Linked DNA regions of Homo sapiens: all the other regions are linked to region 4. A link is a loop called in an ENCODE intact Hi-C map of the cell type or tissue named here. Cell type or tissue: psoas muscle. All regions are shown on one strand.

What was found. A loop is a pair of places that touch in the nucleus more often than their neighbours do. Peaks named below come from ENCODE experiments on the same cell type or tissue, not always from the same donor. Only the 100,000 strongest peaks of a DNase experiment are listed, where the experiment ranks them.
Region 1: a loop joins it to region 4, with 11 times the contacts of the local background. A loop is called at or near these places in 101 of 110 quality-filtered maps.
Region 2: a loop joins it to region 4, with 2.4 times the contacts of the local background. A loop is called at or near these places in 16 of 110 quality-filtered maps.
Region 3: a loop joins it to region 4, with 11 times the contacts of the local background. A loop is called at or near these places in 91 of 110 quality-filtered maps.
Region 5: a loop joins it to region 4, with 4 times the contacts of the local background. A loop is called at or near these places in 16 of 110 quality-filtered maps.

Annotation. Positions count from the first base shown.
Region 1 is chr2:232,325,661-232,329,660 of GRCh38, forward strand. The region is part of intron 14 of DIS3L2 (DIS3 like 3'-5' exoribonuclease 2); the gene reads left to right. Among named protein-coding and RNA genes, the nearest start is that of ALPP, 51 kb to the right of the region's middle. RefSeq lists enhancers at 2,431-2,700, 2,771-2,820, 3,915-4,000. In psoas muscle, CTCF peaks have their summits at 540 (motif pointing left), 740 and 1,634 (motif pointing left); DNase peaks (open chromatin) are centred at 521 and 1,631.
Region 2 is chr2:232,509,925-232,513,924 of GRCh38, forward strand. No RefSeq gene overlaps it. Among named protein-coding and RNA genes, the nearest start is that of PRSS56, 8.5 kb to the right of the region's middle. In psoas muscle, no CTCF peak of the experiment used is centred here; a DNase peak (open chromatin) is centred at 1,737.
Region 3 is chr2:232,140,434-232,144,433 of GRCh38, forward strand. The region is part of intron 8 of DIS3L2 (DIS3 like 3'-5' exoribonuclease 2); the gene reads left to right. Among named protein-coding and RNA genes, the nearest start is that of MIR562, 30 kb to the right of the region's middle. In psoas muscle, a CTCF peak has its summit at 1,823 (motif pointing left); no DNase peak of the experiment used is centred here.
Region 4 is chr2:231,922,960-231,926,959 of GRCh38, forward strand. NPPC (natriuretic peptide C) reads right to left here and starts at 3,437. Exons shown (of 3, transcript NM_024409.4): 1 at 3,201-3,437; 2 at 2,446-2,756. The coding sequence starts at 3,290. The coding sequence ends at 2,466. RefSeq lists silencers at 2,331-2,420, 2,501-2,550, 3,506-3,725. In psoas muscle, CTCF peaks have their summits at 2,450 (motif pointing right), 2,651 and 3,324 (motif pointing right); DNase peaks (open chromatin) are centred at 2,452 and 3,473; H3K4me3 peaks cover 1,911 bases; H3K27me3 peaks cover 3,915 bases.
Region 5 is chr2:232,520,182-232,524,181 of GRCh38, forward strand. It overlaps PRSS56 (serine protease 56), which reads left to right and starts at 207. Exons shown (of 13, transcript NM_001195129.2): 1 at 207-514; 2 at 1,140-1,247; 3 at 1,635-1,685; 4 at 1,790-1,979; 5 at 2,334-2,433; 6 at 2,521-2,680; 7 at 2,879-3,021; 8 at 3,235-3,397; 9 at 3,591-3,764; 10 at 3,858-4,000. The coding sequence starts at 418. RefSeq lists a silencer at 1,990-2,189 and an enhancer at 3,460-3,969. In psoas muscle, a CTCF peak has its summit at 2,082 (motif pointing left); DNase peaks (open chromatin) are centred at 2,100 and 3,700; H3K4me3 peaks cover 2,399 bases; H3K27ac peaks cover 1,591 bases; H3K27me3 peaks cover 1,172 bases.

The sequences.
Region 1 (4,000 bases), 400 kb after region 4:
ATGCCAGGCCTGGATCCAAGGCCCCCGTCTCCGAGGCCTTAGCTTGCTGTTCTGGAAGGTGATGCTGGCTGGCAGCCATTCCCAGCCCCTCGGAAAGCAGTTGTCAGGCAGTCCCTGAGCTCCAGCGCCCCATCCCCCGCAGGGCCCAGTGATCTCACGCCTGTGCCCCTGGTGCTGGGAGGAGTGGGGTGACACTAGGGCCAGTGCCCACATCAGAGGAGGAAGGTATGAGGCCAGGGCAGGGGGCAGGGCGCCCTCCCGTCCAGCAGCCCCAGTGCCCACTCTGCGCCCTTCGGGGCTCCCGTGGCCCAGAGTGTGGAGCGGCTCAACCTGACCACCCAGGATAGCTTGGGGGCGTTTCGGAGGTTTGGCTGCCTAGGCTGTGCACCTAGCACAGCTCCCCAGGAGAGGGAGGGAGGAGGTCAGGGGAGAGGGCCCTGCTGACCGGGTCATCTCTGGCCCTGGGTTCCCATAGGAGCGCCTAGGCTCTAAGCTGGAGCCTCCCCATCCCAGGACCTTGGGGAGAAAGAGGCTGGGCGCCACCTGCTGGCCCACCAGGGAATTGACAGGGTGGGGGACTGTGGAGCCTGTGCTGGCCGCAGATGAGAGCCCTGACTCCCACCTTCCCTACCCCACCCACCCTGCACCGTCCAGCTCAGTTCTCTGACCCGTGGTGCCAGGTCCCATTTGCAATGGCGAATACTGAACTCGGTGCAACTCTGGCTGCTGGCAGCTGGGCTTGGCCTGCACCTTTCTGTCCCCAAACTCCACTGGGGACCCACCTTCCAGCCACCCCAGGGTGCCACCGCCAGAGCCAGGGGTCAGCCCCACCTTCATTCACTCCTACTCATAGCCTACCTGTTCACTCTGCCCCCATCTGCTACTTGCAGCATCAGAAGGACATGAGGGCACCAAACAGCCCCTGCAGCTGTCCTCAAACATCATGGCCAAGGCTGCACCTGGGAAGTGGACTTTCTGTGGTGCTAGCTCCCTCCTCAGTGCCCTTGACCTTTGTCTGGGTCCCTGCTTAATGTGGCCTAACTAGTTGGGCCAGAGCTCCACAGGTGCTGTCCTGACTCCCAGCCCCAGGAGGGAGGGAGAGGCTGAGACGGCAAGGGAAGCAGAGACTCAGCCACACCAAGGGCCCTGGCAAGGTGGGCCTCTCCTCCATAGCCTCACCAGGCTTCACGTTCAAGGTCACCAAGAGTGCACTTGTTCACTGTCGAGGGCAGAGGTGACTCCTGGGACTGTGCTGGGGGTCCAGGGAGAGCAGGTAGCGGAGTTGCCAGGGAAGCAGCTTGCCTGAGGTCTGTGGTCTTGGCAGGGGCTTCCACAGCGGCCCCACCCTCTCCCTGTCCCCTCCCTCCTGTCCTTGTCCTCGTGTTTACTGAAAACCATGAGAAGGGATGTGGAGAGCGCCTGCAGGAACTGAGAGCAGGAGCCTGGCTCAGCCCTGAGAGGCCCCCAGATATTCAATTCCTAAACCCATAGAGGGTGGGGCATGGGCACAGAGGAGTAACCAGGGGCCACCTCACACAGCCCTGCTCTTTCACCCTGCCCGCCTGGTGGCCTCCTTAGCCTGCAGCCTCAGTGCTGCCCGCTATGGGGTCATGCTGCCTCCTGCTGGCCACACTGCAAAATGCAGCCCAGGGTCGGGCCTAAGGCTACACTTGTCCCTCTTCCGGCAAGCCTGCAGCTGGGCTGGAGGGGAAAGCAGGCACCACAGAATTGCCTGGATGCTCCTGCCCAGGAGGATTGTCCGACTGCATGGGGAGAAAAGTCCAGAACCGTGCCTGGCACATAGTAGTTTTTATGGAGTGAGAGGGCAAAAGTACGCATGATTGTGTGCATCTGAAGTATTTCCGTGCTGATGGCCTGACCAGTATCAGATTATTTTTCAAGCAGGAATTTTGATTCCTCTTGGGTTCACAATATCTTATTATGAAATCCGAATAAGAACAGTCTAATGGCACCAGACAGTGATACAGGTGAGCCTAGAACAGTCAGTGTTCATGTGGGGGACTGCAGCCTGCTTTTCAGGGAGGCTTCAAAAGAATTGAGGAACACAGATTGATGGCAGGGATGAAAATCACAGGGCATATTGAGGAGACCCCCAGCTGGCCATGTGGGGGGCAGGTGGGGCAACAGGAGAACAGTGCCTGCGTCCTGAGGGCTTTCAATGCATCAGGCAGAGGGCCTGCCAGTGCAGAACCTGTTTTCTCTGCGTCCATGACAGCCCTGAGCAGGTGCCATTGTGACCCCTGTCCTGCATTTGAGACAGAGGATGGGGAGGGCTCTGTGATTTGTTCAGAATCCCACGGCAAGAAAGTTGTGGAGCTGAGAGTCAAACCTGGGCTTGGGAGACTTGTAGTGGGTTAAGGGCTTGAACACAGGGTTTTTGGCAGGAAGTGGTGGGCACAAGCACAGATTAGGGCTGGGAGGTGGGGTGGCACATCACAGGCCGTTACTGCCACCCAGAGGGCAACATGGATGCTCCTCCTTTTACCTGCTGGGTGTCCTGTGTGGTAGAAGGGCAGGCTGAAGCTTGATCCTTGTGGTCACACATCCCAGCTGTCACCTGCCTTACTGTGTGCCATGAGCCAGCCCAAAAAAGTCCCCACTAGTCCCCAGGGGAGGCGCTAGGGGTGCTGGGCTGGCTTCCCTCCTCTCCAGGTGGTGCCTGCCCTCCTGGGGCATTTCCCAGCCCTTCTTCCTCTGCATCTCAGGCTCCCTGGGGAGGCAGATATGCTCTCAGGACATCCTGGCAGAGCACAGCCACACGTCTGCCCTGGCAGGCCCACCCTGGGTGGAGGAGGGGCTCTATATGCCAGGGCTCTCTCTCTCGGTGGCTGGCTTTCTTTCCACGAGCATGGCCAGATGACGAGGCTCACCCGCAGCACTACTCACACCTCCAGGAAGGGAAGTTGATGGCAGGGTTCTGGCTGCAGCCAGGCCTGCGGGAGCTTCCTCCCTGATCTCTCTCACTCAAGGGGAAAGCTCAGGGCTGGGCATGAAGGCTGGGGAAAGGCAGGGAAGGCAGAGTCCCCCCAGGCTGGTCAAGGCCCCGATAGCCCCATGTCTCCCTGAGGGGGCGGCTTTCCCCATGAAGAGGGTCCTGGTCACCAAGGCATGAGGACATGCCCAAGGCTGGCCCATCACAACAGGCTCCAGCTCTTGTGCACATGTGTGATCTTCTTGTCCCACCAAAGGCGGGAAAAAGAAGTGCGTGGCCTCCTGCCCCAGATTTGGTGGTAGGGTCAGTGGTGCTGACCTCAGTGCTGTGTGATACCAGCCCCCCAGCCTTTGCCTGGTTCATGTCCCACATCGCCTATCGGTCCCCGCTCCTTCAGTCTGGGACCTTGGCCTGCTCAGTCCTTCTGTGGGGAGCCACATCCATTCACAGTGACTGTTGAGTCTAATGACAGACACCCAAGTGCTGCAAAGCCAGAGCAGCAGCCCCTGAAAGGGTGACTCTGGGGTCTCACCCCATCCCCACTCCTGCCCTGTCCTCTGGTGAGGGCTTCCCTCCTGCTGCCTCAGACTGTCCTGTCTACCCTCAGAGACCCTGTTGGGAGGCTTCCCTCCAACAAGGCACCGTCCCCAGAGGAGAAGGGAGCCCAGCACTCCTGGGACTGTGGGGTCCTTGGTCCACTCACCACTGCCACATGCCTCAGGGAGCCCTCAGAGCAGGGGCTGAGCTGGGGCCCCAGGGTTCCCATGCCCTGGGCGAGCATGGTGCCCTCTTACAGCCTGGGCTGCCCGAGTGTTCCAGGCATCCTGTCATTCAGCAGAGATCTTTCCTCGGTGCCTTCTCTGGATTGGGTGGGCTGCTGAGCTCTGGGGCTGCTGCAGTGAATTATTTAATAGATGGGTGCTTCCCTGCTCTCCAGGGTCCCCCTCTGGGAGAGCCAGCACAGGAGCTAACCAGTCAGAGGAGAAGGCGGTGTAGACCAACTGGTGCAGGGAGACCATGGGGGTGCTGGGCAAGACAGGGACTTGG
Region 2 (4,000 bases), 590 kb after region 4:
AAAACTCCTGGCCCCAAGCAGTTCCCACCTCAGCCTCCCAAAATGCTGGGATGACGGGCATGAGTCATCATTCCCAGTCTCGTACACGGTTTATTCAACTGAGTCCTTCCTCCATCACTACCTGAGTTGTTGCTACTTTTCTTTTTTGTTCTTTCTGTCAATGTTGCAGTGAACATCTTTGTACATCTGTCATTTTATAACTGTGTTTTTCTACATATCTGTAGGACAAAATGCTCTGAAGTGGGAGTACTAAAGAATAAGAATGCGTGAGACCAGGTGCGATGGCATGACACTTTGGGAGGCCGAGGCATGAGGATTCTTGAGCTCAGGAGTTCAAGACCAGCCTGGACAACACAGCTAGACCTCTTCTCTATAAAAAATTTTAAAACTTAGCTGGATATGGTGGCAAACGCCTGTGGTCCCAGCTACTCAGGAGGCTGAGGAAGGAGGATCACTTGAGCCCAGGAGGTCAAGGCTACAGTGAGCCGTGGCCACGCTATTGCACTCCAGCCTAGGTGACAGAATGAGGCCCTGTCTCATTTAAGAGAAAATAAAAATTAAAAGGAGAATAAGAGTGTGTGTACTGTGGGTAGGTATTTGTGTAGGCATTGTCAACTCTCACTGTGACTCTCCTAAAAGCAATGAATGAGACTGTTTCTCAACAGACTCACCAAAATCAAACTATTGGATTTTTGCCATAAATTCACTTGTGTTCAGTGCCCTCTCCCCCAGGAAGCCTGCCCTGACCTCCAGAGTGTAAGCAAGCCCCTTCCCCTGTCCCCAGCACTCAAGGCTTCTCCTACACAGCGCCGTGTGCATTTGAGATGACTTACGTAGTCCTTACTTTTTTTTTTGGTGGTTTTTTTTTTTTTTTGAGACAGAGTCTTGCTCTGTCACCCAGGCTGGAGTGCAGTGGTGCAATCTTGACTCACTGCAAGCTCCGCCTCCCGGGTTCACGCCATTCTCCTGCCTCAGCCTCCCGAGTAGCCTGGCTAAATGTTTTGTATTTTTAGTAGAAATGGGGTTTCGCCATGTTAGCCAGGATGGTCTCGATCTCCTGACCTCGTGATCCACCCGCCTCAGCCTCCCAAAGTGCTGGAATTACAGGCGTGAGCCACCACACCCGGCCAGTCCTTACTATTATTACTTTTTTACCATTTGTCTACCACCAGGCTATTAGCTCCATGAGGGCAGGGACTGTGCCCCAGTTCTCAGTGCAGCATGGGCATGTCATAGATGCTGAGCACACCTTTGTCATCTGGGACAGCCCCCTGTGTGCCCAGCACCCTAGCAGCTGCTTTGGCTGGGTGGCCTGAGCTGAGCCCCTCAACAACCTTCTGAGGGAGGCCCTGGTATTAGCTCCATTGAGCAGATGGGGAGATGGAGGCTCAGAGACAGGAGGTAGTTTGCTCAAGGACTCACAGCTGGCCAGCTGGGAAGTCCTTACCCCTCACCCCCACCCCTCTTGCCAACATCCTGGCTTGATTTCTTCCCTGCTCTGGTCCGTGGGGTCCCCAGTCCCCAGGAGGCGTGGTCCGGCCCAGGTCACAGTAGCAAGCCCAGGATCGGCCCCTCCACACCACCTGCAGTGATGCAGAGCCAAGCTGGGGGCCAGCCTGAGTCCCCAGGGGCCTTGTCAGCCTGCGCGGTCAGGTCCCCTGTGCAGTGGCAGTGGCAGGGACCACAGTGACCCTGGTAGCCATACAGTTGCTACAGCCCTTTCCCGGAGGCCCCGTGGCTGTGCTGGCTTTGTGCCCAACTGTCACTCTGTCCCCAGTGGCTCCTCATGCTGGCTGCCTGCCTCCCTGCCTCCCATTAATCATGTGTGTGGGATTTATTTTCTCCAGCAATTTATTTCAGCAAATGCAATCTGGGTGTGCCCGCAGGTGGGCAGGATGCTCCGTTGCTGCCAGAGTCACAGAGCCCAGCTTTATTGTCAGGCTGACAGGCATGATTCCCCAGCGAGCACCCCCACCGCAGATGCCAGGTCTAGCCAAGCCCTGGGGCAGGATGCTAAGGACCCCTGGGACTGTTGCCACCCCCACATCACTGTGAACCTCAAAGTCCCATAGGCCTGGGAGCCCAGCTTGCCCCACTCTCTTTATTGGTTTTGCTGCCCCTACCAATGCTAGCTGGCTAAAGGGGTGTAGGGGAAGATTAGCCCTCCTGTCCTTGGCCTAAAACGGGCAGCCAGAGGTCTCTTCCGAAGATCCAGGTGGTGGCTCTTTTCAGTTTCCTGACCTGGGGAAGGAGGAGGTCCTTCCTCTGGAGCCCCCTCCTCCCCAGAACTGCTGGGCAGCCCAGACCTGATTCCCATGACAGTCACGGAGGGAAACAATCAGCTAAGGCAAACCCTGCCACCCCCTCACCACCCCCGCAACACGCATCCTCCTTTCGGGGGCTCCCTTTCATTCCTTAATCACCCCATGCCCCTCTCTCTAGGCCACCAAGTGTGGCCTCCCTGGGGCTAGGGAAAAGGACGTGGCTTTCAGGCCAGGACAGGAGCAAGTGGCTGCTCAGCTATGATTTCAGGTCCTGAGACACCGCTGCTCCCAGTTATCTGCCCACTTACAGGCCTTGGAAGTCGAAAGGGAAAGAGCTGTGGGCAGGGGTGGGCAGGGACCCTCCACTTGGTCTGGCCCTCACCAAGCCCTTTGCAGCCTGCACCCACTCCCCCCAGCCCTGCAGTGTTTCCAGGGGCCCAGACCCTAGCCTGCGGGCACCTGCTTCCTCTCTTAGTATCCCCCAGGTTCATCCTGAGGCCCCGCCCCCAGCTTGCCCTGCCTGGCCAGGCTGCCTCTAATGCTGCAGATAATTTCTGCTGTCGCAAAGCCATTACCCTGCAAATGGGCTGACTCCAGCATGTGTGCGTGTGTATGTGTGTGTGTGTGTGTTCCCGTGTGTGTGCATGCGCACGTGTGTGCAGGGGAGGGTTGGCTGCGGCAGGTAAAGCGCCTTGTTTATGCCTCGCTCATCACTGTAATTGCCTTGGGGGATTTATTGGCTTTGTAAGCTCTCCCTGCACCCTACATGGCCTCCACCTGGCCCTGAGTGATGAGGCTGGGAGCTCTGGGCAGGGGGCTGGACATGCCCAGCAGGAGGGTAAGTGAGGCCTTGCGGAGGGCCCCCTGACCTATGCACCCACCCCTTCCTGCTCCATGCCTGGTAGCTGGACATAGAAGGAGATAGTAGCTGGGGCACCCCCACGAGGCCTCTCCAACCTCAGAGGCTCTGAGGAGGTTGCCAGTCTGGGGGTGCAAGATGGATGCAGAAGGGACACTGGAGGAACTTTGGTGGCACCCGTGTCTCTGGTTTCTCCTCTTCCTCTCCCCTTTAGGTCCCTCCCATCATCTGCTGGCCCCAACCCCACGCCTATATGTCTTCTCAGCTGTTCTGCCTCACCCACTCCTGCCTCACACAGCTGAGTCCCCTGCAAGGGAAGACAAAGCCTCGGCCCCAACCGTTTCATCCATTTCAAGAAGCTTCAACCTTTGTGTGGCTACCTTAGCAAACCCCTGCAGGGTTAGCAGTCAGAAGGCACTTGTGGACTCCCAAGGCAGGGCTGGGCAGAGGTTGAGGGTGTGGCCTCTGGCAGCAGGCAGAACAGCCTTCCATCTCTTCTCCAGTTCCTAGCAGTGTGGTCTCAGCTAGGTCAATCAACTTCTCCGAGCCTCAGTGGCCTCATCTGTAAAATGGGTCTGATGACACCTGCCTTAAGCAGTTATTATGAAGGTTTGATACATTGTAATACATCGAACTACATGAAATTCCCTTTACTCAACCAGCTTTTGACATTAATGAGTATTTACTCGGTGAAATATTATATCAATAAACTGTCTTATTGAAAAGATTTCTACTTGGTGCCTGTCCTTTTCTTTTTTACTCTTGATGTTTCGTATTTGTATAAATGCTACCTGCTGATTTTAAAGAATTCAAGTAACACAGGAAAGCACACAGAAGAAAGTGAAAAGCAAAACACAATAAAATAAACCTCAATTTC
Region 3 (4,000 bases), 220 kb after region 4:
TTGACTAGGAAGATGTTGCACCATGAATCAAGCTAGAAAACACACAAGGAGTAATTTGGAACAGAAAATGATGAGAACTAAGGTTCTATGACTTCAAAGTCCATGCTTGACAATGGCATACAACAAGTATAAAAACTCAGGTGGAGAACGCCAAATTGAGAAGGCACAGATATTTAACAGAAGGATTGAATAGAATGCACACATTAATAGAATATATGATGTTAGTAGCTTTGGAAGGATCCTTAGGTAGGACATGGAGCTTGGCCTCCCCTTTGCTGTAAGCATTGCTTCTCTGACACCCTAGTGCTGCCTTGGGGCCACCATTTAGGGGCAGCTCAAAGAGTATTACAACATTGGAGACTTCCAGTTGTTATAAAGTTATTTTCTATCTTGTTCTTAGAATTGTCATGAGAGATCTCAGTTGAACCTTGTTCACCTCTCTATACATCACATCGCCCACATTTTTATGAATCTTGTTCTGTAATGCTATCAAAACCCAAGTGAACCCTTGCTAGCTTTTAGGGATCACTGTTTTTTGTTATACATTACAACATATTTAGTACCTTTAATATTTAGTACTACACTCTAGTCCAGGATAATTAAAAAGCCACATTGGTTTCTTCGCTGGAATGATCTGCAATTACATAATCAGATTTACAGTTTTAAGAGCTTCCCAACCTCTTAAATCATCTTTCCCTTTAGAAACTCTTGCAGTGGAATTCATGCCTATATTTTCTCAGCCCTTTGGGAAATCTGGTATCCTCAGTCTAGAGTTTACAGTTCCAGCTTCTCTTTCCGGGATGTCTTGAGCGTAGAGATAGCATGGTCACTTTCTCCCAGATTTGTCATGGTTTCTTCTTGACTATTTAAGGGTAAGTCTTGAATAAAATGGAAACGTTTTACAGCAGCTACCGTGAGGAACTTAATAGTGTTTCTTGGCAACACTGAAGGCTAGCTGAAGATATGTGACATGAATCGACCTAGAGCAAATTGACACATTTATATTATTTTATCAAGCAAAGTCTGGTGGTTTTGAGGGGTGGAGGAGGAGGAGGAAAAATGAATAGGTCATTACAGGCTGAGAAGTTCTTGGTTGAACATGGGATTGCCTAGGCTTAATGGGAGGCTGTGGAAATGAGAAACAGAGAATGGGTCACAGTGCTGCTGGCTTTAATGAGTGTGAAGGACAGCAGGTTCCATTGGAGCAGATGACGGAGTGAGGTGAAAGCAGAGGAAGGGAAATTCTGACCTTAGAGGACTGTGGTAGAGATGGGAAGTAGGGGGTGGAGGTCTGTTCTGGTATCACCTTTGTCTCCTAGCTTTTCACCTTGTGGTGGTTGTTAGCCAGTCAGCAATATTTATTGACCCATGGAAGCAAATACTTTTACATTCCATTCAGTTTTGATAGATACTCAGTTTCTTACAGGGTAGATAGGAATTGAAGAGGTGGTCATTAAATTACATTAAATACATTGAATTGTAATTAGTAGGAAAATTAAACCATGACTAGATTGATAGAAAAAACAAACAGAAGAAATTAGTTTGTTTCATTGAAGCATAGGCTCCAAGATTAGCAAACTGAAAAATAACTGTATCCAATCTTTCCCTTTGCAAAAGGAATATTTCACCTTTTTGAGAGCATGTTCTTTAAAGATAGCTCTGAGGGAGAAACCAAGTTATATAATGCTATGGACTCGCATTACCAGATCTATAGAGTTTGTATGTTCTTTTCAAGGGGTATGGACCTGGCCGGCTAGGAGGCAAAAAGCAAATCAGGCTGAGGAGGGGGCTCTTTTTTTGTGACTGTTGGGCTCCACCTGGTGGCCTGTAAGGATCAGCTTTGGAAAAAGCTGTGTCTTCAACACTGAGAAAATCCTGGTCAAGGCAGAGCAAAAGTTAAAGGAATGGAGGAGAATGATCCTGATCCAGGCTTAGGTTACCAAATTGTTCCTTTCCTTGATGAGCACTGCATGCAGTTTTGGCACTTCTTCCAAAGTCGCCATCTTCAACTGCAATTTCTAGTGCACCTTCTTGAAAATATTATGATGTTAGAGGACCTTAGATAACCATCAACCTCCTCTTATACTCATTAAATCCTTTCAGCTTCCTCTTTGCTTTCTTCATATCAACACCAATTCACTCTTAAATTTCAAGACCTTTTCTTAAATAACTCAGTATTGTTGACTCTTACTTCTTTTCTCCATGCTTTTATCTATTTTCACTGATAAAAACACCGTTCCTGAAGTCCCTATTCCTTAAGTGCTACTTTCTGCTGTGTCATAGTACTGAGCCATAAGAAGCGAAAATAACTCGTTCCCTCTCCTGATTATAGAAAATAATACATAAAATATACAGCCAAAGACAAGTGTATTTGCCACACTTCGTTTTTACTTTGTATTGTTGGAAGTTTGGGCCCTCGGTATAGTTGATGTTTGATTGTTCCCCACTTGTACATTCTCAGGGCTGTGATGCCATTATATCTGTTTGCATGGAGTTTCCAACATTGGACCAACATGTATGAGAGCATGTATTTAAGAGTAGTAATACGATAGTGGTAATCACTGCAAGAGTGCATGACTGTCTTCTAAATATCGTCTAGTTGTAAGACTAGGAGTTTATAAGAATATTTAGTAGAGGAAAGATGATGAATGGCTGAGAACACTAATCTTGACTATTTAATGTTCCTGTTTTCTTTAAGGCAAAGAGGCCAATTTGAAGGACTTTCTTGTTATATTTTTTTCTGTCTGTAGCTGGTCCCTTTCCTCAGTACGTTTTTAATAGGCATATCACCCAGGATAGTAGATCTGATGCTTATTTATATAGAATGTTTATATGTTTCCCAAGGCCCCCACCTATCATATGTAGGAAGTTGGGAATATTGTTGCAGTGCCATTCAGATTAATTTTACAGTAGGACTCAGTTGGAATGTCATTCTTTGTGAATGGCAGCAGTATTCATGGAGGAGCTCTAGTGAAGAAAAATTGAAGTGGTGATCATTATAAATAACTCTATGGAGGAAAACTTTCTCTCTTACAACTATTATTGAAATATCAAATTAACAAACATTTCTAAATTTTATTTTTTCCAAATACATACATATTGAATATTTACTGTTAAATTTATTCAAATGTGTACTATTGAAAATGAAAATTTCCCAGAGTTTCACCCCCGGAAACGATCACTATTAAGGTTTTGGTATACATTTGACTAAAATATTGTTTTAAAAATATTTATCAACTTTAATTACAAAGCATATTTCACAGGAAAAAGAATATATGTAACACTTCTATAATTTTTGAAACCTAATACTAAAACCAACCCATGAACTCATGAACCAGATTAAGAAGTATAACATCACCAATACTGTTCAAGTTCCCTGTCTGTTCTCCTGTATCCTAAACCATAATTTTTTCCCCAGAGGTAACCACCATCTCAAATATACTAATGAAAATGTATTTAAAAAAAAATTTACCCATATTTATAACCCTAAATGTTATTTTGTTTTGCTTGTTTTTGAACCTTTACAAAATACCGTGTTATATATATTCTTCTATCATTTGCCTTTTTTCATTTAACATGTTTCTAAAATATACTCACATATTTCACTCATTTTAGTCGATAATATTTCCATTTTCTGAAATATACCATAATTTAGCAATGTACATTTGGGTTGAACAGAGGATTTTGCTCCTGAAAACGTTCCAGTGCTCATTAACTAAAGTTTTTCTAGACTCTACTTAAAAAGGAAATTACTGAATCATACATAGGTACATGTTTAACTTTACAACTTTCTAGCCAAACCATTCCCAAAGTGATTGTACCCATTTTTAGTCCTGCCAGCAGTGTGTATGCAGTTCCATTGCTCCACATTCTTATTTACACTTGTTAGACTCATTTTTGCCAGCCAGGTGGGTAAAAATAGTGATAATCGTTGGGTGATTTTTGTTATTTTTTTCCTAATTACTGATGAGGTTGAACATCTTTCCATATACTCATGGTC
Region 4 (4,000 bases):
TGGGTCCAGGTCCCCTTCAGGAGCAGAGGAAATGGTGTCTCACACCAGCCTTGGGGAAATGCACAGTCATGGGCTCTGAGTGTTGTTAGGGTAAACTCTCTGCTAATGGGTGTGTGGGTGCCCCGGGGCCCAAGGAAGGTGGCCTTCAGGGGCGTTCAGTGCCCTCCCAAAGGACAGCATGCACAGAGGGGACCTGGGCCAGAATGGCTTGATGAACCCTCCCCCACTCCCTTCTCTGGCTCTGCCGTGAGTTTACACAGATGACAGCTGTCTGTGATGTTGCTGGGCCCCAGGGGCAAAGTGTTCATTCAGGTTTCACCTACACCCAGTCTCTGTCATTAGCATTTTACAATGAATACCTAGAACCATCAACCACCATCATTACGGTGGCTTAGAGCCCAGGTCACCCACTGCGTGGAGAAACAGCCACAACCTCAAAGAGTTTTCATTAATGTGAAAAATCTAAGCTGTCTTTCTCTTTACGCCCAGTGATATATCCTGGGCATCGTCACCAGGAGCCTGCAGGAATGATGTTCTGCTCTCTCACTGGGAATGGGGGGCAGTGAGGGTGGGGTTTTTATTTTTCATTTAAAAAATCCCAAATAATAAATCCACACCGCCCTTCCCAAATAATAATAAAACAGCTGGTGTTGGGCGTAAGCCGGTGTTGAAGGTGTCGACGGTAAGTGTTCATCTATGCTAAGAGAGCTGGTAGGAGATTATTGAACCCCCCTGATCAAAGGGGTCGAGAATTCTTAACAATGTGGATTCCTCCTACACAGCATCTTTCACCACCCGTTTGGCCATCACTTGGTGACCACAGACATCCAGGCCCAAGAACAAAGCCCCTGTGGGGATGCGCATTCCAGGTACGAACCAATGGAGAGTCACTAACATTTGCTCAGGTTCTAAAGTTTGAACTTGATGCTTAAATCAAACTGAAAATTTGAGGCCTCAGACTCCGTCTCTTTGTTGTTTAGACAGGAGAGAAGAGAGCAAAGGCATTCCAAGGGTAGCTACTGAAGGCTGGTCCCCAAGTGTCAGAATCATTCTTCTCCCTGTGCAGGGGAGAGTCAAGATCACAGACAACTACAGCCTTTGCAGAACTGGGGAGAGGCCCACAGCCGAGTGAGGTCTGGCTGCAAAGAGAGGAAGGGCACTGGTTAAAACCTCGGGCAGGTGGGAGTGGCCATGGGCCAGGGTGTGCTGGTTTCTCTGGTCATTGACAAATATTTCCACGAGTCTGTTCGGGGTGCAGTGGGTCCTAGAGTGCCTTAGGCCAGCACTTCGCCCTTAAGCTGTTCAATATGGAGAGGTGAATGGGTTCACAAACTGTGAAAAAGTGTTCTGTACTGTAAAAAAGAGACAGTGTGCTGGACAGGCGCTCTTGTTTCCCTCCGGGAGAAGATCCGACACTGACAAGGGTTTCTGGGGAGGAGACAGCAGCTTGCCCGTAGCCTGGGATGGGACAGTCAAGGTGTGGGACAGGCAGTGGCAGCTGCTGAGCTGGAGGCAAGAAAGCGAGAAAGCCAGGTAAGCCTGATCCTAACGCACATGACTGTCAATGTCAGAGGCTGGGATGTTATTCAGTGGGCACGGGCAGGCGGCAGGAATAGAGAGGAGGGAAAGAGGAGAGGTGAGGCTCTCTGCAGCAGTAAATTACCACCACGCGGCACCCGGCAGGGGGTGGCGGTAGGGCAGAGGTTTCCAGCCCTAGTGCGGGGTGAGACCCCACACCAGAAACGGAGCCCAGAGCACCGGTTGGGTCGGGACAGGGTTGGTGAGGGACTCTGGGACGTGTTGAGTTCGAGGCTGGGGCAAATAATATTTACTTTAGTGTCTTTCCTATTCCCTGAAATAGTGCCACAAGCACTGAGATTCACCCCCGAAGCCACCAGGCTGCAGCTGCCTCAGGACCCTGGACAGACCAGTTTGCCCACTGCCTGGGTTTAGAGAAGGGACAGGAATCGGAGTGTCCCAGGCAGAAGGGCGCTCTGACAGTGCCAGCAGAGGGCTACTCTCACTACAGGGGGCATGGTGGCCAGCAGATGATCGATGTCCCCTGGACTTGTGGGTGTAACCTTCCTTCTCTGCTCCCACAAACCCATGATCTCCTCTCAATCCCCCCACCAGCTGGCCAATAGGGGCCAGTGCTGCTAGTTCAGCTACGGTTCAGGGGTGGGTGAGACACCACCAAGCCTGTTTCTGCTTCTCCAGAAGAAGCCAGGTGGGTTCAACCAGGCTGAGCCGTTTCTGACCTTGCCAAAGTTCCCCGATCACGTTATCCTTCGCTTTCTTTGTCTGTAAAGTGGGATAATAAAGGGGGCGGCTGGCAAACGCCTAGCACAACTTGAGCAAAGGCGGCTCGCGCGCCTCCGAAGGCCGGCTGGGCGGCGGGCGGTCCCGGGCCGGGCTGGGGCTGGGCGTCGGGTGGGCCGTACTCACCGCCGCCAGGGGGCGCCGCACTAACATCCCAGGCCGCTCATGGAGCCGATTCGGTCCAGCTTGAGGCCGAAGCAGCCCTTGGACAAGCCCTTCTTGTTGGCTCCTTTGTATTTGCGCGCGTTGGGGTGCTCTTGCAGAAGGCGAGCCCACGCTGCCCGCGACTTGGTGTCCACGCGCAGGTCCCGGAGCAGTCGCGACCGGTCGCCCTTGAGATTGGCGCCCCCGCCCCCGGGAGCCTTGTCGCCCTTCTTCTGACCGCCGCCCGCAGCCTGCGGCTCGGCCAGCTCCTCTGCCGGCGGGGTTCGCGGGACCTGTCCGAGGAAAGAGCGGGCAGGTGAAGGGACACGCGGCTGCAGCACGGGGGACTCTGATGCTCCAGCCCCACGCGCCCGCCGGCGCGGGGTGTCCCTCCCAAGCCCAGAGCCGCCCCCACCGATGCCGGCCAGCTTGGCCCCGCATCCACCTGCCACGCGGCCGCCTTCGCCGCTCCCTCCGGAAGCCCCCTGCCCTCCCTTTGCTGCTCGCCGGGCAGGCCACACTGGGGTAGGGGGCTGCGCATGGGCCGATGTTCTCCGGAGGCTGGAGAAGTGGACCCCCGAATCCGCGCTTCGAGGGCTCCCCGGCTCTCGCCCACGCGCATCTCGGAGGAGACAGCCGCCTGCCTTCCCTCTCTCCTGGGTCCTGCGCGCCGCATTCTCCAAGCCCCCAGCCTCCCACGCCTCTCCCAGGCTCGGCGTCCCCACGACAGCACCCACCTTCGGCGGCGCCCCGGGCTTGGCTTCGGAGGGCCGGAGGGAGAGCAGCGTGAGCAGCAGGGCGCAGGCCAGCAGCTGGGAGAGATGCATGGTGCCGCTGGGGTCGAGGGGCGCACACGGGCGGCAGCGAGGGCGCGCAGGTCGGCGGGCAGACCAGCAGGGGGATGCGGAGCAGGCTGGCTGGGCTGCAGGGCGAGCAGGGTCCCAGTGCTGCGCGGCGCCGGCTGGGTGCGCTCTGAGCCCGTGACTCTGCTCGCGCCTTTATAATCCAACCTGCCGCTGATGTCATCCTCCCGCCCACCGGGCCGCCCGGGCCAATGACACCACGCACGCGGCCGCGCCGAGGGCCGGGAGGGGGCCGCGGGGGCTCCCCTCCCTTATCCCACCCCGGAGGGATCCCGCGGCTCGGCGGGCTCGCTCCAGGCTGCACTTGGAGCTGCAGAGCTGAGCGCACAGGGGAACTCCATTTGCAGCGAGCGCGCGCCCTGGCCTGCCGAGCATCGGTGCGCCTGGTGCCCTGTGCACCCACTAGGTCCTCATCGCACTCACTCTACCTGGAAGGGATACGTAGCCCTCTTTGCAGGTGCAAAGACAGGCTCAGAGGAATGAAGTCACTTGCCCAAAGTCATACAGGCATAAAGTTGGCGCTGCCCGAAATCCACGCAGCCCTGCTTGTCGCCAAACTCTTCCCTGGGCACCTGACAGCCGCGGGATGGCATTGCAGCTCCGCCTTTCACCTGCCGGTCAGGGCGGGAGCGCAGACCACAGCGACGTCGTTAGGTTGGGGAGGCAGAGGATGG
Region 5 (4,000 bases), 600 kb after region 4:
GCCCTTCTTCCCTGTCTTGGCCCCTTTGATGGAGCCGCAGAAACAAGGGCTCCTTTGACAGAAGGGGGGCTCGGAGCTGGGATGATGAGACTTCAGAGGTGAAGGTCAAGCCCACTACCCCACTCCTCCCCCAGTCTTGGCCACCCTCCCGTGCACCCCTCCCCCAGGCTGTCCTCTATAAAGACCCTGCAGCCCCATTCCCCTGTGGGCTCCTAGGAGTTAAGGGCCAGGTGAGGGCTGACCAGGGAGGCGGGTAATTTTGATGTAAGAGAACGGGGTCAGATGATTTGAGGGACAAGAATTCAGTGCCCGGGGGCCGAAAGGCAGCAGAAGGCGGGCACCAAAGGATAGGCACCCGGAAGGTGGACTCCGAGGAGGAGAGAGGACAGGGGTCTCTCACCCCAGCTCCTGGTCACCATGCTGCTGGCTGTGCTGCTGCTGCTACCCCTCCCAAGCTCATGGTTTGCCCACGGGCACCCACTGTACACACGCCTGCCCCCCAGCGCCCTGCAAGGTAAGTCCAGGCTGGCCCGAGAGCCGCGGGGTTGGGAGGAATGTAGAGGAAGTGGGACCCTGGGCGGGCGGGGACAGAAGAGCTTGTCACCCCCACTCATAAGGACCTTTGGCTCCTTCTGCCCACCCTGCTGCGAGAAGGGGCCAAGAACTGAGATATAGGTGGGAGAGGAGGGGTGTGGCGGGAAAGGGAAGGGGAGCTGTTGAGCATGCCGAAAGGAATGGAGAGAAGGCCCCAAGAAGCAGAGAGAAACGGCCCGGGGCAGCACCCTGCCCTTGGCTGTCCCGGCCGAAGGTGGGCCACTCAAACACAGCTACTTTCAGTCAATAAAGCTGAGTTCTGCGATGTCTGTATCTTTGGGGTGGTGTCTTTAAAAAAAATTGTTAAGGAAAAGCACCTTTCAAAGATCCCAGTCCAGCTCAGTTGAATTAGGGAGACATCTTGGGCTGAGAACCTGGGAGCACGGGCTCTGAGTGCTGGGCCCAGCGTCCCCGGGGCTCACTTGCCTCCTCATTCTGTCCCAGGCTGGTGGGTCTCCCGAGGCAGGGCTCAGGGCTGGGGCCAGGAGGATGAGGCTGAGGCTCTTCCCCAACCACGCATGATTGTGTGCCCCCTGTCCCAGCAGTTCTGTCGGCCCAGGGGACTCAGGCGTTGCAGGCAGCCCAGAGGAGCGCCCAGTGGGCAATAAACCGAGTGGCGATGGAGATCCAGCACAGATCGCACGAGTGCCGAGGTGCCCACCCTGCCCCCCGTGCCCCAGTGAGCTTGCTGCCTACCCTGGGCCCATTCTGCTGCCTCTGTCCCTTCCCTTCAGTCTTCACTCTCCTCTTGGGGGCAGAGACTGTGTTGGGCCGCAACCTAGACTACGTTTGTGAAGGTCTGTCTCTCCGAGTGGAAAGGACACGCTAGGCTTGGGGCATGGCCTGTGCAAAGGCAGGGAGGCGGAAACACTCTGGGCTCCTGTGGTGACCAGGAGAAGTTCATGGTTGCTGAAATAGAACCCGTGTGGGCTGGAGGGCTGAGCGCGAAAGGAGAGATGGGGAGAGAGAGGCTCGGCCCAGCCTGGGGTGAGGACAGGCGAGAGGGCAGCAGTGAGACTCAAAGGTCTGTTTCTCTGCAGGATCTGGGCGCCCCAGGCCTCAAGCTCTCCTCCAGGACCCACCTGAGCCAGGTGAGGTTGAAAAGGCTCGAGGGGGCAGGCCTGAGAGCCGGGTGGGCCTCGAAGGCGAGGATGGCCAGAACATGTCCCTCGTGACACCCCTTGCCCCTTTCTAGGGCCGTGCGGCGAGAGGCGTCCGAGCACTGCCAATGTGACGCGGGCCCACGGCCGCATCGTGGGGGGCAGCGCGGCGCCGCCCGGGGCCTGGCCCTGGCTGGTGAGGCTGCAGCTCGGCGGGCAGCCTCTGTGCGGCGGCGTCCTGGTAGCGGCCTCCTGGGTGCTCACGGCAGCGCACTGCTTTGTAGGGTAAGTAGGACCCCCAGGCCTTGCCCAGCTGGGGTCCCCGGCGCTGGGCCCCGCACCTGCCGGGTTGTCCGGCGGGCGACGCGCGGGAAAGGTGGTCTCTGCTGCCCCCTGGCGGCGGCCGGCCCCGGGCTTCCCCATCTCAAGGCGCCGCGCCCGCCCCGCCAGGATGCCAGCCCGGAGGGGGTGGCACGGCCGGGCGAGTTCGCCCCCTCTGGGACGGGACCCCTCCCCGGCCCGCCCTCCGTGCCCCCAGGTGGAGAAAGCCCGGCATGCGGGCGGAGGGGCAGGGTCTCCGAGGGGCCTGCGGGGTGTGCCCCTGTCCTTCCTGCGTCTCAGCTGCCGCTCGACCCGCAGCGCCCCGAATGAGCTTCTGTGGACTGTGACGCTGGCAGAGGGGTCCCGGGGGGAGCAAGCGGAGGAGGTGCCAGTGAACCGCATCCTGCCCCACCCCAAGGTGAGAAGGCAGTCCCCAGGCCCCCAAGGCTGGGCACCGCACCCCCACCCGTGCTTCCTTGACCCTGCGCCGCCTCCCCCTCCTCAGTTTGACCCGCGGACCTTCCACAACGACCTGGCCCTGGTGCAGCTGTGGACGCCGGTGAGCCCGGGGGGATCGGCGCGCCCCGTGTGCCTGCCCCAGGAGCCCCAGGAGCCCCCTGCCGGAACCGCCTGCGCCATCGCGGGCTGGGGCGCCCTCTTCGAAGGTACTGGGCGTGGGTGAGCCGGCGCGTGGTGGGAAGAACTGGGGGTCCGAGGTAATAGAGTGTAGGGAGGCCGGGTTGCCTTGGAAAAATGCTGCCTGCTCTTTCAAAGGGGGAGGAATCAAGGGGGGTGGTGGGAAGGGGACCCTCAAGGCGGGGCTCTTGCCCTCCAAACCTGAGCCTTCCACCCCTTCCCTGCAGACGGGCCTGAGGCTGAAGCAGTGAGAGAGGCCCGTGTTCCCCTGCTCAGCACCGACACCTGCCGAAGAGCCCTGGGGCCCGGGCTGCGCCCCAGCACCATGCTCTGCGCCGGGTACCTGGCGGGGGGCGTTGACTCGTGCCAGGTATGAACCCAGTCTGATGAGAAAAGGCCGGCTGAGCCTTCCCAGGGCCACTACGGCCTCTTTTCCTTCCACGTCTGTCTGTCACTCGACTTCTCTGAGCCTCTCTGTCCTCATCCCTAAAATGGACACAAGTGGCAAGCTCACACCTGCCAGGCGTAAGGCAGGCGTCATAGGGGGCAGGTGAATGCAGCGTCCTCTCTCTTGGCCCCGCAGGGTGACTCGGGAGGCCCCCTGACCTGTTCTGAGCCTGGCCCCCGCCCTAGAGAGGTCCTGTTCGGAGTCACCTCCTGGGGGGACGGCTGCGGGGAGCCAGGGAAGCCCGGGGTCTACACCCGCGTGGCAGTGTTCAAGGACTGGCTCCAGGAGCAGATGAGCGGTGAGCGCCCTCTTTCCAATGCCCCGTCCCCAGTGCCCCAACGGACAACCGTGGGACAAGCCCGTTTCCACCCGGCCCATGCCCATTCCCAGCTCCCTTCTGCCTCGGGAAAGCCTGTCTCCTTCCGGGGAAGGAGTGAGGGGGCTAGGGCCCCAAACAGAGGGTGAGCTGACCCCTGTCCCGCCCGCAGCAGCCTCCTCCAGCCGCGAGCCCAGCTGCAGGGAGCTTCTGGCCTGGGACCCCCCCCAGGAGCTGCAGGCAGACGCCGCCCGGCTCTGCGCCTTCTATGCCCGCCTGTGCCCGGGGTCCCAGGGCGCCTGTGCGCGCCTGGCGCACCAGCAGTGCCTGCAGCGCCGGCGGCGATGCGGTCAGTTCTGTTCACCCGGACCCGGACGGGGGGCAGAGGGGAGGGGGCCTGGCCAGCCTCTGACCGCCGCTCCGACTCCTGTCCGGTCCGCAGAGCTGCGCTCGCTGGCGCACACGCTGCTGGGCCTGCTGCGGAACGCGCAGGAGCTGCTCGGGCCTCGTCCGGGACTGCGGCGCCTGGCCCCCGCCCTGGCTCTCCCCGCTCCAGCGCTCAGGGAGTCTCCTCTGCACCCCGCC